Linked DNA regions of Homo sapiens: region 1 is linked to region 2. Evidence: chromatin loops called from intact Hi-C (ENCODE). Cell type or tissue: PC-3. All regions are shown on one strand. Links, peaks and the distances in the headings refer to the core of each region. The heading gives the core; the rest is flanking DNA.

What was found. A loop is a pair of places that touch in the nucleus more often than their neighbours do. Peaks named below come from ENCODE experiments on the same cell type or tissue, not always from the same donor. Only the 100,000 strongest peaks of a DNase experiment are listed, where the experiment ranks them.
Region 1: it touches region 2 in a loop (13-fold over the local background); 3 of 110 quality-filtered maps call a loop at or near these places.

What each region holds. Positions count from the first base shown.
Region 1 is chr1:47,938,618-47,946,950 of GRCh38, reverse strand. All of the region lies in intron 2 of TRABD2B (TraB domain containing 2B), which reads left to right. Among named protein-coding and RNA genes, the nearest start is that of TRABD2B, 55 kb to the left of the region's middle. In PC-3, for the core only: no CTCF peak of the experiment used is centred there; a DNase peak (open chromatin) is centred at 4,870; H3K27ac peaks cover 1,029 bases.
Region 2 is chr1:47,867,406-47,875,738 of GRCh38, reverse strand. All of the region lies in intron 2 of TRABD2B (TraB domain containing 2B), which reads left to right. Among named protein-coding and RNA genes, the nearest start is that of TRABD2B, 130 kb to the left of the region's middle. In PC-3, for the core only: no CTCF peak of the experiment used is centred there; DNase peaks (open chromatin) are centred at 3,778 and 5,068; H3K27ac peaks cover 5,255 bases.

The DNA.
Region 1 (8,333 bases), core at 82-8,081, 71 kb before region 2:
TGGAAAAAAAAAAAACCTAGTCTTACTTGTCTTTTTTCATCACCTTGAGCTATTGTGTGTAGCACAATTGAGTCTCTGAAGCAAACTGAATTAGCAAAACTAGTAACACAGATGAAAAAGACTACAAAGAATAGTGAAAGGACAAAATATAAAATTTTGAGAGGGTAGAGGAGGGAACACTTCCTAACTCACTTCCCAGCTTTATAAGGCCAGGACTATCCTGATACCAAAACAAGGCCAAGAAATTATAAGAGAACTATAGACCAAAACCCCTTGTGTCATTAAATTGATGCAAAAACTCTCAACAAAATTATTAGTCATTCAAATCCAGCAAAATATAAAAAGGATAATACAATATGACCCAGGAATTATCCTGGGAATACAAGGCTGGTTTAATGTTCAAAAATCAATCAATGTAATTTCTTAAATCAGTAGACTAAAGAAGAAAAACCCATATGATCATCTCATTAGATGCAGAAAAGGCCTTTGACAAAATTCAATATTGCTCATGATAAAAACTCTCAGTAAACTAGGACTAGAAGAGAACTTTATCTGATAAAGAACATTTACAAAAAACCTACAAGCAATATCATATATAATGGTGAAAATAAAATACTTTCCCCTAAGATCAGAGACAAAGCAAATTACATATCTGATAAAGAACTTGTCTTTAGAATATATAAAGAATGCTCAAAACTAAATGATAAGAAAACAAATACAATTTTTTAAATAAGCAAAAGATTTGAACACTTCTCAAAAGAAGATATATGAATGGCAAGTAAGTACCATAATAAAAGATGCTTAACATGTTTAGTCATTAGAAAAATGCAAAGTAAAAGTACAGTGGAGTACTACAGTACAGTTAATCCAGTGGCTACAATTAAAACCGATAATAGCAAGGGTTGATGAGATTAAGGAGCTATTACAAATCTTGTACATTGTGGCTGGGAATGCAAAATGGTACAACCACTCTGGAAATCAGTTTTGCAGTTTTTATAACATTAAACATACACTTACCACATCCAGAAATCCCACTTGCAGGTATTTAACCAAGTGAAATCAAAACCTCTGTTCACACAGAAATGTTTATAGTGGCTTTCTTTGTAGCTACCCCAAATTTAAACAACCCAAATATCCCTAAACTGGGGAGACAATACAACACACTGTGGTGTATCCAAATAATGAAATACTGCTCAGCAACAAAAGGAAAAAAACTACTGATACAGGCCCAACATTGATGAATCTCAAATGCATGGTGCTGAATGAAAAGAAGTCAGACCGAAAAATGATTCATTTATATGACATTCTGGAAAAGGAAAAACTATAGAGACAGAAAACATCAGTGATTGTCAGGGACTGAGGAGGAGGGAGGGTTTACTACAGAGGGACACGAATTCTTTGGAGTGTTGGAACTGTTTTATATCTCAATTTGGGTGGTTACATGACTGTACATGTTCATCAAAACTCACAGAACCATACACCAAAAAAAGGTGCATTTATTATATGTAAATTATTTTTTAATAATGAAAACCATGAAAGCTCTGAGAGCAGGCTAGTAAAGCTTTAAGGTCTGTAACACAGGCAGAAAGCATGCAAATGTTTGTTGGACCTGGTAAAATCCTTCCTGAAGCCTCTTTCCCTTAGACTAGTTTCAGAGCTCAGAGCTACGGCTACATCCATGTCCAATCCAAGATGTGCCTGGGGGCTCATCGTCTCCCTGGAACATGGCAACATTGCTTCCCTGCCTTCCTGCCCTTTCACTATCTCCAAGTGCTGCTACAGAGATCTAAAACAGAAATGCACACACAACTCCTTCTTTCAGAGCTCCCCATTGCCTGGGCCGTGAAGTCTGAATCAGTCCCGTGGCATACACAGCCCTTGGAGATCTGTTCCCCACCCACCCCCAACTTCCCCAGCCCTTCCTAAGCTCCAGAATCACTGAACTACATGTCCTGCAGCACATTTCAGACTTGTCCCCGCATCAGTGCCTTTGGGGGTTCATTTTCTACTCCAAGAATTGTAGCCCCCTTTTTTCTATCTAATGAGTGTTTGTTCTCAACCTCCAAATCTCCTCTGAGATGTTCCCTCCCGGGAAGTTTGCCCAGGACAGAGCTGGCTATTTCCTCCTTGGTGTTCTGGAATCAGCCTGCTTATCACATCTTCTACTGTGGTAGCCATGTCCGTGAGCTGCTTACATCTGCCTTCGGGAAGAGTCTGCTGCCAGGGAGTAGAGAGAAGTGGCAGACTTCCAGCTAACAGTCAAGCCTGACCATTTCTGCCCAAACTCCTGTATGGACAATTTTTGCACCGGAGCTTCTTGTTGGGCAGGCTGAGAAATGTGTAGAGGGGCTTCAGTCTGCAGCACTTCCTACCTGATCCTTCTTCCTTCCTCCACCTGCTCTTTTCACCATGTCTGGCCTGCACTACAGTCAACTTTTTCCTTGCCTACTTGTGCTTCTTCTGTCCTTTGCCTTTCGTAAGCATTACTCCCAGTGAGTTGCTTGCACCTCTGACTCTGTCTTGGCTTCTGTTCCCTGAGACACTTCCTAATGGTTATTTCTTTTTTCCCATTGGTCTTTACTTCATTCTCCACTGGCTCTGAATTCATACATTTATTTATTCATTCAACAAATATTTCTTGAGAACCACCATCCAGAGTTCCCACCATTCACAGCTCAGTGCCAAGGTTGCTCTCTTTTCATAGGACCTAGCTGGATCCAACTCTTCTGCCATTCCCCCTGCTCCCTCTCTCCACACCCCTGAGAATTTCATGTTCTGTGGCCCCTCCATTCCTGGGCTCATGCACTCCCGTGTCCTGCAGCATCATCCTTTATTCCCCAGGTAGCTTCCTCCTTTAAGGCTTTGCCAAGCCTCAGGTCTGGGAAGCCTCCCTTGATGGCCCCTGGCCCTGGTTATTGCTCATGACAGTGCATAGCATATATTAGGTTGCAGAAATGATTAGTTGAGTGTCTGGCTGAATCTCAGATGACTATTGTCAGCATTGATTAGAAGACATAATGTGTGTAAAGCAACAAGCATGGGGCCTGGCAGGCAGTAGGTGTGTGGTAAATGCTCATGGTTGAGTTCCAGTAAATTCTATTTGAAGGCATATCTCATAAATTGCAGCTGATGTTTCTTTCCATTGTGTTCTGTGTGTGTGTGTGTGTGTGTGTGTGTGTGTGTGTGTGTGTGTTTTCTGGATGCATCTCACGTATAGTTGGAAAAGAGAGAGACAGTGAAATTTTCTACATTGTGTTTTTGTTTTGCTTTTTTGAGGCAGAGGTTGCAAATGTGCATTCCTCTTGTGGTGCCAGCACACCAGGCTGGAGTCAGGAGAATAAGTTCTAGCGTGAGTGGGGGTGTCTCTTCCAGTAGCTGAATATATGACCCTGTCCTTCTAAGGACCTCTGTTTCCCCATCTGTAATGAAGAATTGGACTCTGATTTCTGTGATCTTTGTGGAACTAAGGTCTTGCATTAGGGTGTAGAACCAATGAAATGAGCTTGCATTTGTTTTTTGTTTGAGATTATTTGTGCTTTTTTCAACCTCCTTTCTCCATGAAGGCTGAAAGTGCACAATATTGACTTGTAATAATGGGACGTAGAAGCTCAATAATCACTTTATAACTTGATATTAATTACATTTTACAGTTTACCTGTGGGGGAACATTGGCATCTTTCACACACATGTGAAATTTCGTGCCAAAAATGGAAGGACCCTAACATGGATTAAACACTAGTCATGTGCCATGTCCTTGAGTGGGGATTGCGTGTGCGTGTCCTCGTTGAATCTTCAGAACCCCGTTCTGGAGTAACCAGTGTTATCCCCATTTTTTTAAATTGGGGAACCAAGGCTCAGAGAGAGGAAGAAACTTTTCTAAAGGCTCAGAATAACCAAATGATTGGACTTTGAACCCACTGTTCCCTGACTTCAAAGCCTGTGCTCTTCTTTTGGATTCAAGTACGTTTGGGTTTAGGCTTTCAAAATAGAAAAGAAAAATCCAGTAACAACTAAAATACTTAGAAATGACGAATCAGTAAATGCTTGGGTATAGCAAGTAAGAAGCATGAGCTCTCACATTGCCAGCCTCATTCAAATCCCAGCTCAGGCCCCTACCAGTCTTCCTGTGTAGAGCAAGTTCCTAAGCCTCCTCTGCTTCCGTTACTTCAACTGTAAAATAAGTGTAATAATAGTATCTGCCTCCTAGGTTGTTACAAGCATCAAATAAATTAATATGCATAAAGAGTTTAAAGTAATGCCTGCCTGGAACCTGGTAAATGTGCAAAATTATTGTCATTAACATTATTGTTGTTGCAGTAGTCATCATTATTTTGATCCAAGCCTCGGGATCTGGGAGATTTCTTCTGATCAGGAGGGCAGTAGGTGGGTGGTGAGGGATGTCCTGAGAGTGTCATCATAGCAGCAGCCACATCTCCTTTGAGTCATGCAGAGGAACAGCAGAGTGCCTGAACCCTACTTGGTCTGGAGTAGTGCTTGCTGATTGCTGGAGCAGGACACTGCAAATGTATAAACACTGCAGCTATGGAGCCACTGCCTCCCCTGATCGTCCCCTTCACCCCGTTCCAACCACTTCCAGCTCTGGCCCTGCTCTGCTCTTAAGTGCTTAAATGCTCTGGGCCAATGAGCCTAGGAACTGCCATGCTTATTTTCCAAAGAGGGCAGGAGGCTTTTGCTCACCCATAGGTAGAGAACGTGACATCCTGAATGGGGTACTGGGGACTCTTGGTGTCCCTGGTGAACCAGGGAGTCTGAGAACAAAAGAAGGAAGAGGAAGGCAGAACCTAATTCAGAGAGACCATAATGCAGTCAGATTTACTCCCAGTACCAGGTGTGAGTAAATCTGATTGCATCACCCTCCTCTTCCAATAGTGTTTAGTCATTCATTAGACAAACATTTACTGAACTCCTGTGTTGCACCAGGCAAAGCTAAGTTAATAAGTATTAATTTGACAATGGTATTCCATTGACTAACATTTATTGGCACTTATAATAGCCCAGGCATTGTTCCAAGAACTTCACAAGTGTTAATTCATTGAATCCTCACACTAAAACCTGGTGGCTAAGTTCTATAATTATTCCTTTTTTGCAGATGAGGAAACTGAAGCACAGAGAGGTGAACTTACTTGCCCAGGGTCACACAGATAGTATGTGGCAGAGAAGGGACTCAAACCCAAGTGGCTGGGCCTCTGAGCTTCCAAGCCATCAGCTTCCAAGGAGACAGAGGCAAGTGAGCGTAGCTCATCAGTACCTTCTCACACCTCTCCTTTCAACCTTGTAACAGACAGCCTGGAGAGGTAGGCAAGGTGATTACTAGCCTGGTTTATACATGGAGAACTGAGACTGTGAAATGACTTAGCCAGGTTCACATAGCTAGGCAGTGTCCAGGTAAATTGGAAGTCAGGTTTCCCAGTTCTCAATGTAGTTCACTTTTTCTTGAACCAGGTGCATTTTTGTGGGTAAGTGGGCACACATCTATGTGTTTGTGTGTGCAAGTATGTGTATATGTGTGTACATGTATGTCTGCGAGTGTGTGCATACAAGTGTGTTTGTGTGTATATTCATGTGTACACATAGATGTGTATGTGTGTGCATGGGTGTGTGTACATGCACGTGTGTGCTTATCAGGATGGGGTCTGGTGGCGGGGGAGGGTAATGAGACACAGTGTGGCTAGCGGAAGCTTGGGGACTTCTACTCTAAGGAACTTGGTGTTCATCTTGGCTCTACCACTGAGGTTCTGGGACCTTGAATAGGTCCCCTCTCCTCTCCTTGGTTAGGATGAGGAGTGGCCAGGGTGAGAGTCTCAGAGGTGCTGCTCTTCTCTGGCATCCTCTGGCCACAGAGAGAAAGGAGGAGGGGTAAGTCTGGGAAGGCTGCACGGAAGAAGCACAAGATGTTTTGGGACAGAGACAGCCAGCCAGTCGGGAGTGGGTAAGTGTGGGTGGAGAGTGTCATTCATATGGCCCTACTGCTCTTCTGGGCTGGAGTCCAGGAATAGCTGTGGTGAGAACTACATTTCTAAAGTGGGTCTTAATGTTTTTCACTGCTGGAAAATACGCCATTATGGGCATTTTCCCCTCCGGATTCCTGGACTGCCATGCTCTCGAGATTCCCCCACACTGCTGCCTTTATTTCTCTCTGGCTGAAGCTTATTTTTATTCCTGCATCCTGCCTCTGTCCCTGGGTTTTATTGGACTTTAGGAGATGACTCAGGTCGAAGCTGGATGGCAAGGTCCTGTCCAGCAAGCCCCCCTGGCAGATGGGGACAGAGCACTGTAGCGGGGCTCAGGAAGCCTGTGGGGTCCTGGCCCTGCAGCCACTGATCTTCAGTTCATGGGAGGGAACGTGTAGTCACATCTGCCACATCTAGAGCTCTCCAGGAAGCAGTAGTGACACAGCAGGCAGGCATGTGACTTCTGCACCAGCTCCAGCTTGATTCTTCCTAGAGCGTGTGGACTTGGGCCATTCCTCTGTCTCTGCGCCTCAGTTTTCTCAAGTATTATATAATAATAGTCCCTGTCCATAGTACACCCCAACAAATTCCATCATCGCCATCGTCGGACACAGTGACTTGTTTTTGAGATGCTCACAGTCTGATGGTGGAGACAGGTAACTACTCAGCTACCTGTGAAGCAAGGAGAGTGATCCTGCTGCACAAGAATTCTGCAGGGTGCTGGGTGCTGGAAGCATTATCCATTCTACCTGGGAGCCAGGGGAGGTTCAGCAAGGCTGCATCTTGAAGAGTCAGAGTTTACGGATAGGACAGAGAAGGGGTCTAAGGGCACTGTAAACAGGAGCAGACGGTGTAAGCAAGAGTCCCTGTGGGAAACCACATGGTGATCAGGGCCAGGGAGAAGCTTAATAAAGGGTGCATCAGGGATGGTGGGGAACGGAAGGCTAGGAAATTCGGTTGGAGCCAGATCGTGAAGGGCCTTCCATGATAGAGTGTTTCCTGGGGCATTGGGAGCTCTGCAAGGTTTGCTTGGATCTCAGAAGGACCACTCTGGATTCAGTGTGGGAGGGAGGTGGACTAGAAAGGAGAGGCTAGAGGCAGGAAGGCCAGTAAGGAGGCTATGGAATAGTCCAGAAGTTACCAGAGGCCTGAGCTAGACAGAGCCTGGTTCCTAGGAAGCTCTGAGTTTATGTTTGAATGAAGGACTTGGAAAGGAGGACTCCTTGTGTGACCTTGAGTAAGTCACTTGTCCTCTGGAGGCTTCAGTTTTCCTGTCTGTAACAGTGACACTGAAATAGTCTTGTGGTTAGTATCAGAGTTAGACTCCCAGCCCAGCTTCTCATGAGCTGGGTGAATTAGGACAAGTAACTCCACCTCTTCAAGCTCCCGTAATTTTTCTGTCCAGGGGATTACAGTGTCCCTGTCTCATAGGGCTGTTGAGAGGACTAAAAGAGAACTCAGACAGAACAGAGAACATGGCACCTGGCAAATGGCAATCCTGCATAACTGTAAGCTCTCATCAGTGTTCTTCACTGCTACCTTATTTTATTCTTAGTATTACTACTACTATCATTTAAAATCTTCTTATCATTTAATGATAACATTTAAAAGTAGAACTTCTCTAACTTAAATCACAACATCCATCCTGGTATCCTGGTCTGTGTGCACCAGCCTGCTCATTGAATGTCTTCTCTTCATTGTCATGTTGGCTTTTATTGGATTTTGACCTCAAAAACTTTCAAAACTCTCTGCCTGTGCTTTCAATCCCATCTTCTGCCTGCATACCCTAATCGAAAGTGGAACTTACTAATTAATGATAATTACAGAATCCTGGGGGTGGGGGGGTTGGCATTAGGAATTCAAGGCTCCTCACCATGTGGTCTCCGTGATCCTCGTTCTCTTCCTCATCACCGTTATCCCAGGCACCCTAGCCTGGAAAGCTCTTTCCTGCATGCCACTCATCTTTCCCTAAGCTGTTTCTTCCTCCTAATTCACACCCCTCTGTCAGTCTGCCCCTCTCTGTCTCTGTCTCTGTCTCTGTCTGTCTCATGCACACACTCTTACTTTTCTGTGTATGAGATTCAGAACCCATTAAAGTCAACCTCTTATCCTCCTCCTGCCAAGAAACTATCTCAAATCCCTGCTTCCAGAAGAAATGAGTCCTCTGGTTCTCAGCCAAGACCTTCTCTCCGGCTGTGTGCACTGTCTTCACCCCACAGGTCTCAAATGTTGTGTGCTTCCTGCTGGAGTTGAACTGAATCCAGTCCAACACCATCGTTTTAGACAGGGACACATGATTCCAGTAAAAGGAAAGTGGGAGATCTCTCTTCTCCATTTCCCATTCTCAATCCCAGAGAGAAG
Region 2 (8,333 bases), core at 266-8,265:
CTTTTCTGCTCTTTCTTTCTTTCTTCCTTTCCTTCTTCTTTTTTTTTTTTTTTTTTTTTTTTTTGAGACAGGGTTTCACTCTGTTGTGCAGTAGCACGATCATGGTTCACTGCAACCTCCATCTCCTGGGCTTAAGTGATGCCCCCACCTCAGCCTTCTGAGTAGCTGGGACCACAGACATGCACCACCACACCCAGCTGATTTTTATATGTTTTGTAGAGACAGGGTTTTGCCATATTGCCCAGGCTGGTCTTGAACTCCTGGGGTAAAGCGGTGCTCCTGCCTCTGCCTCCCAAAGTGTTGGAATTACAGGCATGAGCCACCACGCCCAGCCCACTTTGTCCTTCTTAGCTTAAGAGAAAGCTTATTGAAATCTAGGACTTTTTAGCTTTAAGGGCAGCATATCTAGTGTTGCCGCGTGCTGTGCGTGAATACTAAAGAACACTCTCAGCTCCTATTGTGGTAGGAAATTTTCAGTCTTCCACTGTACTCAGGAAGAAGTCTCCATGGAGTGCTAACATGCTTTTAACAACTTGGAACAGACTGTTTCCTATCTGGGAGGGGCTGATCTCCTTTTAACACCTAAGGCTTAGCCTGCCCTAGAGACATATTCCAAACCTCTCAGTCTGAGCCCATGAGCCTTACAGCACTGATTTTGTCACCCATATAGAGTCCTGGGTGAAAGCGCTACATCCTTCGCCAAAACCCCACCAGGATCTTGAAGTCACTATGAGCAAGTGTGTGAGGACAGACTGAGTTGAGGAGCTCCTGGGTTCAGAAGCAGTGAGTGAGGAGACAAGAATAACCACTTCTTGTTTCAAGACCTCAGTTTTTTCCTGTCTAAAATGAGAGTGCAGGCTGGGCACAGTGGCTCACTCCTGTAATCCCAGCACTTGGGAGGCTGTGGCAGGGAGACCACCTGAGACCAGGAATTGGAGACCAATCCGTCTCTTAAAAATATATGTGTATATGTGTGTGTGTGTGCGTGTATATATATATATATATTAGCCAGGCCTGGTGGTGCATGTCGGTCGTCCCAACTACTCAGGAGGCTGAGGTGGGAGGATCCCTTGAGCCCAAGAGTTCAAAGCTTCAGTGAGCTATAATCCTGCTACTGCACTCCAGCCTGAGCAACAGGGAGACCTTGTCTCTTAAAAAAAAAAAAAAGGCCGGGCGCGGTGGCTCACGCCTGTAATCCCAGCACTTTGGGAGGCCGAGGCGGGTGGATCATGAGGTCAGGAGATCGAGACCATCCTGGCTAACAAGGTGAAACCCCGTCTCTACTAAAAATACAAAAAATTAGCCGGGCGCGGTGGCGGGCGCCTGTAGTCCCAGCTACTCGGGAGGCTGAGGCAGGAGAATGGCGTGAACCCGGGAAGCGGAGCTTGCAGTGAGCCGAGATTGCGCCACTGCAGTCCGCAGTCCGCAGTCCGGCCTGGGCGACAGAGCGAGACTCCGTCTCAAAAAAAAAAAAAAAAAAAAAAAATTAATTAATCAATTTAAAAATAAAATAGTCTGGGAGTTAGGGAACAGAATTGAATTCTTTTATCTCTAAGTTCCCAAGTTGCTCACTCATTAGGCCACTTTGCCCATCAGGAATTCACCCACTTACCCCTTGCACTAGAGATGGGGCTCTCTTTGCAAGTTTCCATTTTTACAAGCTACTCACTCTATCCTGACCTCTGCTAGACAGGTAGTCTTCTTTCTCTAAGACAGGGTCACAGTCTGGCCATGGTTAGCTTTGAGGCAAGTGACAGCAAGTTCTCCAGTCACACATTTTTCTCCTAGCATCTGTGTCCTCTCATAACCCATGTTCTTACACAGAAAGCCAGTGTTTTGTCTTAAAAGGAGAGAAAAAAAGCAAACACCTACTTTATATAGTGTCAGAATGACTCCCAAACCGACTCTTGGTGTTTAGTCCTTTGTATTAATTCATGCAGATTCTGACATAGTAAAATAATGTGCTGGACAATGTTCTAGTCCCCAGGGCCTGGCACACAATAGATTCTTGGTGTGGTCCTCTCTCAGGCTTCACAGGGCCACCAAGACCGTGCATGGCTTGACACGTGTTCAGACCTTCTCCACTGGGAGTGGAAAATCAGTCGCATGGTCTAGACAGGAAAATCTGCTGGTGTAGACACATCTGGAAGATGATGCAGCCAACACCCTGCTTCCCTCGTTGTCCTGGTCCTGTGAGCTTGCTCTGTGTAGCACACGCCCTCGCCCCAGCCACATGCTGTCTGCTGCCCCTGCTGACTTTTGCTTGTAAAGAGTGTATGTTTGGAGCTCTTTAGACAGTGAGCCAGAAATGGATATATCCACCCCATAAATTTGGTAAAGAGAGGCAAATAAAGACTACCTGACATCAACATTGTGGACACTTTGGAAAAGCTCCCTTACTGGTACTTGGGTGAGCCACACACCAGCTTCATCCCTCACTCAGGTTCTGGGCTCTAAGCATGGGAGGTGCTATGGTCCAGATGTTTCTATCCCCCCAAAATTCACATGTTGAAATCTTGACCTTCAAGGTGATGGTATTAGGGTGGGGCCTTTGGGAGGCAATTAGGTCATGAGGGCTCTGCCCTCACGATAGGATTAATGCTGTTAATGATTAATTTTGTTAATGATTAATGATCGGATTAAAGCTACCCCCTAGAGCTAGCTAGCCCCTTCCACCAGTGAGGACATGGCAAGAAGGCACCATCTATGATTGCAGGAAGTGGGCCCCACCAGGCACTGAATCTGCCGGCACTTTGATCTAAACTTCCCAGCCTCCAGAACAGTGAGAAATAAATCCTATTGTTTATAAATTTCTCAGTCTATAGTATTTCATTATAGCAGCCCCAAAGGACAAAGATAGGAGACATCATTGTCTGTCAGGCACAGGAGCCCTGAGGGCCCCACAGGTAGCAGCCATGCCCAGGTCAAACTCCCAGCCTTCCCCCCACTCCCTGGACCTTCCCCACCAACCCAGTCTTCTCAAGGGACTCCCTATCCCTCCAGGGAGCCAGATTCTCCCCAAGATAAGGTAAATAACGTATAAGGATTGTTCTCATGGGACAGCTTCTTAGTAGACATCTCAGTCCTTCTCTGACTCTTCCTTGGCCTTACTTCTCCCTCACTCCATCTTCATTCTCTCACCATCTATACCAGCTGCCCACCCACTTCTGCTCAGCTGCCTCCCCACATGCACATGGGGAGTTGAAGCCAGAGAGGTAAAGGCAATACTTGGGCTGGGAGTTGGGACCCCAGGCTGCTAGCTCTGTTGCTGCCCCTGTTCCTTGTGGGGCCTGGCATTTACCTCTTCATCCATCCATCCATTCCTCCATTCATTAATTCTTTTCAGTCTCCCGGAGGTGGCAGGGAGAGTGGCAGCCAGTGAGGTCTATGAGGTTAAGGAATACAAGCAGCCTGCTCAAGGTCATCTGAAACCACAACAGCCAGACTTGCAAGCCTGAGCCATGACCCAGAAAGGGAGTGGAATGTTATCCTGGGAGGCCAGACACAGGTCCAGAGGGACTGGAGTGAATTAGACTGTAGATGCAAAACAGGCCTGAGCCCACAGACATAGGGTCCCCAGAGAGGATGGGACTAGTGCTGCCATGACCCTGCATGCTGCTGTCCTCCCAAGGTGCATCAGACCGACACATCACACACCTGGTCCATCCTGAACATGGAACTGCCCTGCCTTGCAGGAGCCCAGAGTTCAATGGCTCATTAATAGACTCTTGTTCCCCAGAGCAGATGCAAGATGACTCATATCCCAGATATCCCTTGGGAGTGCACCAGTGCACTGACGCACAGGCACCTGTTGGCCCCCTTGGTCCTTCTCCTTCCTTGGAGAAGTCCCTGATCACTGCAGAGGCCATTTGGCCATTGTTTGTACCAAGATCCCCATGTTGCTGGTGTAGAGAGCTAGTCACTTCCTGGGGGGGCCAGGAGGAAATGGATGAGCGATGAAAAGACAGAGCACTGGAATGGAGGTCAGAGCACCAGGATCCTTAAGCAGGCTCTGCCTCTAACCAGCTCACTGGGAACCACTGCCTTCTCAGGGCTTCGCTTTCCCTACCTGTGAAGTGGGCAGGGTTAGCTCCCTCCAACACATCTTCCCACCTGTCCCGACCATCTCTGGCTCTGAGTGTGTGAGCGGCAGGTATGAGCCTTGCAGGAACCAGCCCACAGAGGATGAAAATGGTTCCACTCCCTGGGCGGCCATTCAGGGCGGTTCATTCAGGGCTCCAAGTCATTCTGTTCAGTAGGCATGCAGTGTGTACGTGTGGCGGGGTGGCTGTGGGGGCTGGTTTGTTTTTGAAAGTGAATGAATTTCCTTGCTGGCTCTGAGCCAACTTGCCTCCTGTCAGATTTCAAACCCTAATCCAGGTCTGGTTCTGGTTACTGCAGGGATTGAGGGCAGGGGAGGATCTGGGAGGGGCCACACTGACGGCGTATGCTGGGGTTTCCTGGGTCCTTTGCAGTTCACCCAAGCACATTCTCCTGCTCCTGCCCACCTCTCTAGCTTCCACCCTGTAACTCTCATAACTCTCAGCCCCTTACTACTTGGGCAAGTGACTGTGCCTCAGTTTCCTTAACTGTAAAATGGGAATAATATTATCTACCTCATAGGCTTGTTTGTGAAGATTAAGAAGAGTCAACACATGTAAAGCACTTAGAATAGTCTGGCATATAGAAAACAAGAAAAGATGTAGGTGTAGCTATCATTATTACCCTGATTATGATTATTTTTATGCTGTATGCTCTAACCCAAAGGAATGTCTCCCTGCAGTCCTGATGCTTTATAAAATTCAGTGCCTCCACATTCTTCATATGCTGTTCTCCCTGCCTAAATGCCCTTCCTGGTCTGATCTGCCTAGACAATCCCATTGTCCTTCAAGATTCAGCTCAAACTGACCCATCCTCCCTGACACACTAAGTTTAAGAGTGCATCACATCCCAGTCAGGCTTCCTGCTGCACTTTGTTCCCATTTAACGTAGGTCATGCTGGCTTGTGATGTACCTCCTCCCATGTCTGTGTCCCACACTAGACCCTGAGCCATTTGAGGTTAGGAAGTACAACTGATTCATTTTTGTGTCACTAACACAAGCACAAGGCCTGAGGCAGGTGATGTGGGCAATGCATGTTTCCTTCCTTCCGTGTGTGCTGGAAAACAGGAGGGGACGTGCGCATGAGTAATCCTGATGCATGGTGACAAGTGCCATCATAAAGACACAGACAGACATAGGTGGGTGCCTGGGAGAGGGATTCATTCTGATTGAGGCTAGGGGGAAGGGGTGTAGGAAATTGAGGAAGATGAGGTAAGGCTGTGAGCCTCCAGCTAGTTGTGGAAGTGCTTCATAGGTGTAAACTGTTCTGCAGCTACCAGCAACACAGAATTCCCATCAGTTTTCTCTGTGTAATGCAAGAACATCATCATACAGTGTTGTTTATCGTCATCAGAGCTGGGTTCAGGTCTGCATCTCTAATGGGGAGTGATCTATCCACTGATCTCCAGGCTCCCCTCCCTAACCCCCATCTCTACTTCCACTCTGAGATGAAGGCCTGCTTCTCCCTTGCAGTTACAGGTGGGATGGGAGTACAAGAAATACCAGATAACATATTGATTGGTGAAATTTTAAATCTTTAGCTGCAGGTTTCCTTGCCAGGTAGGCAAAGGCAATCATTATTCAAGGTAAGAAATGGGGATCTTCAGTCCAGCTCTTGGGACGCTAGGTGTGCTCAAATTACTGTGTGGTTCCCTGATTGGATCCTGACTGATACCCAGGGGCTCCCACTTTCTTGTTGGTCTGATGGGTTAGGTCTGCAGAGAATCTCCCCCTCCACCACCCTCATACCCCTTCCATAGCACAACTGCTGGGACCCAGCCCCAGCTGCCTCCGTGGCTTCCAAATGTTCTTTGCTTTTGATTTGCCTTGATTTCCCAAACCGCATGTGATTGGGAGGGAATGTGCCATGTGTTTCTGATTCAGCTCTCCTGTGCTCAAAGGCAATGCGATTTTGAGCGCTATCTGATGGCCATTGAGCCTCAGAAATAGGTTCTTCAAGCCTTCTTTTCCTGCCTTCTCTCTGCCCTCTCCCTTGATGAAGAAGAAGTAACCCTGGCCAAGAACTGGTCAACTCCACAGCCCCAAGACTTGGCGAACCAGTCCTTACCTCCCCATGCTGAATCTCTGAACCTGGGAGACTGCAGATATCCAGAATGGAAAACAGGGTGCCCTTTGGAGAGGACACATGCCATCACAGCATCATCTTCTTTTGCGGACCACCGTGGCGCATGTTTGCTTAAATCGGTGATCACACCTGTTGTTGCTGACTGATTTGGTGGTTACAATGAGTTTACTTTCCAGCACATTGCAGACCTATTGCTGGAAATCAGAAAATATTTTTATTTGTCTTAGGTTCAACAAGTCTTGAGACTTTTCCTTTTCTTTTTCCTGCTAATCAGCAATGTCTGTCCATTTATTTAGTAAAATTTTATTGAGAACCAACCTAATATGAATGGTTTTGTATATATGTATACATGTATGTGTATGAATGGAATATGTGTAAGACAGTTCCTACCCTCAAGGTGGGAGAAATGAATACTTCAAGAGACAATTCCATGACATGGAATTCTTATGGGGGAAGCACAGGTAGAGGATGAGCATAATTCATTTGGGGGAAGGAGGGAGGGAGGAAAGAAGAAGGGGACCAATTAGGGGAATCTTCCCAGAGGCATCAAACCTTTCTCTAACTGCTGCGTGATGCTCATGGGCAGAGTCCAGAGTGAGGACCCAAGAAGGGACTGTTGGGATGAAGAGTCTCCAGTTTACCAACAAATGAATATCTCAGTTTTTACAAAAATGACTGTGGACACTTGCCCAGCTGGGGAAGATGAAGTCTACAGTTCAAAATTCCTTTATGTTTCTAGGCAGATTGCGCTTGAGTAGAGTGATGTCCCCCTAGTCTGGACCGTGCTTTAGAGCAGTGGTTCCCAACCTTTTTGGCACCAGGGACCAGTTTGGTGGAAGATAATTTTTCCACAGTCTAGGGTGAGGAGGGTGGAGGGGATGGTTTAGTGATGAAATTGTTTCACCTCAGATCATCAGGCATTAGATTCTCCTAAGGAGCATGCAGCCTAGATCCCTCACATGTGCAGTTCACAATAGGGTTCCTGCTCCTATGAGAATCTAATGAGACTGCTGATAGGACAGGAGGCGAAGCTCAGGCGGTAATGCTCGCTCACTTGCCCACTGCTCACCTCCTGCTGTGTGGCCCAGTTCCTCGCAGGCCATGGACATGTACCAGTCCATGACCCAGGATTGGGGACCCCGCTTTAGAGTCTACAGAGTCCCAACCATGACCTCATTCTCTCTTCCTTCTGTCCTTCCTTCCTCCTTTGCTGTCTTCCTTCTGTCCTTTCTTTCTTCACTGAAAAGTGTTTACCAGCCATATGTCAGATGCTAGATTAGGCTCTGGGAATAGTGATATCCAAAGTCAGCACAGGCCTTGGCTTCATAAAGCATGTAGTTCAGGAATTCATGTCATTTTAAATTGAAGAATGATCCTGTCCCTCTAGACACCAAATGCGAATGGTGCTTTGGGACTTCTGAGTTGCTCCACATTGAGGTTTTCTGTAAAATAGTTCCCTTTTCCTCATTTCACATTAGGTAGGAATTCAAGAGAAACAAACAAGGAGACGGTGTTTTTTCAGCAATCAGGTTCACCTCCTACCCCTTTCAAACAAATGGATCTCCTCTTCCTGCCCTCGAGGTAATAAAGGAAGTCCAAACTCCATTTCAGGCCTCCAAAATTGGAGCTTCCCAAGCATTTTACCCCTGATAAAGCATCGATTTCAATGATTCATCTCCAAAAGTTTTGTTATTGATTCCAGCCACATTTTGCAACACTCTGTTGGTTGCTAGTATTTTAAAATAGCACATTTCATGTTTGCTTTTTTGAGCCCATTTCTCATTGTTTCCCACGTATTTCCAGTGAATGAAGAGATTAGTGAGTGCATCATTTTTTTTTCTCATAAAGGACGAAAGTTAAACATCCTGTTCTGACTGCAGAGAAACTTTCAGGTTTCTGGAATCCATTAAAACCCCAAATGTCACAAGAAAGTTACTCTGGAGCTGCAAAAACACAATTTTACACTTCTGATGTCCATTGGGCATGTTTGCCTGTCCTTGGAAGGGATCACCATTTTCTTTCTTCACTCCCTCTGTCCTTCTCACCTTCCTTCCAGAAAAATGGAAGGAAGCCAGCGCATGTAATGCTAAGTACTTTGCAAACATTATCGTATTTAATCCTCCTAGCAGCCCCTTCTGAAGCTCAG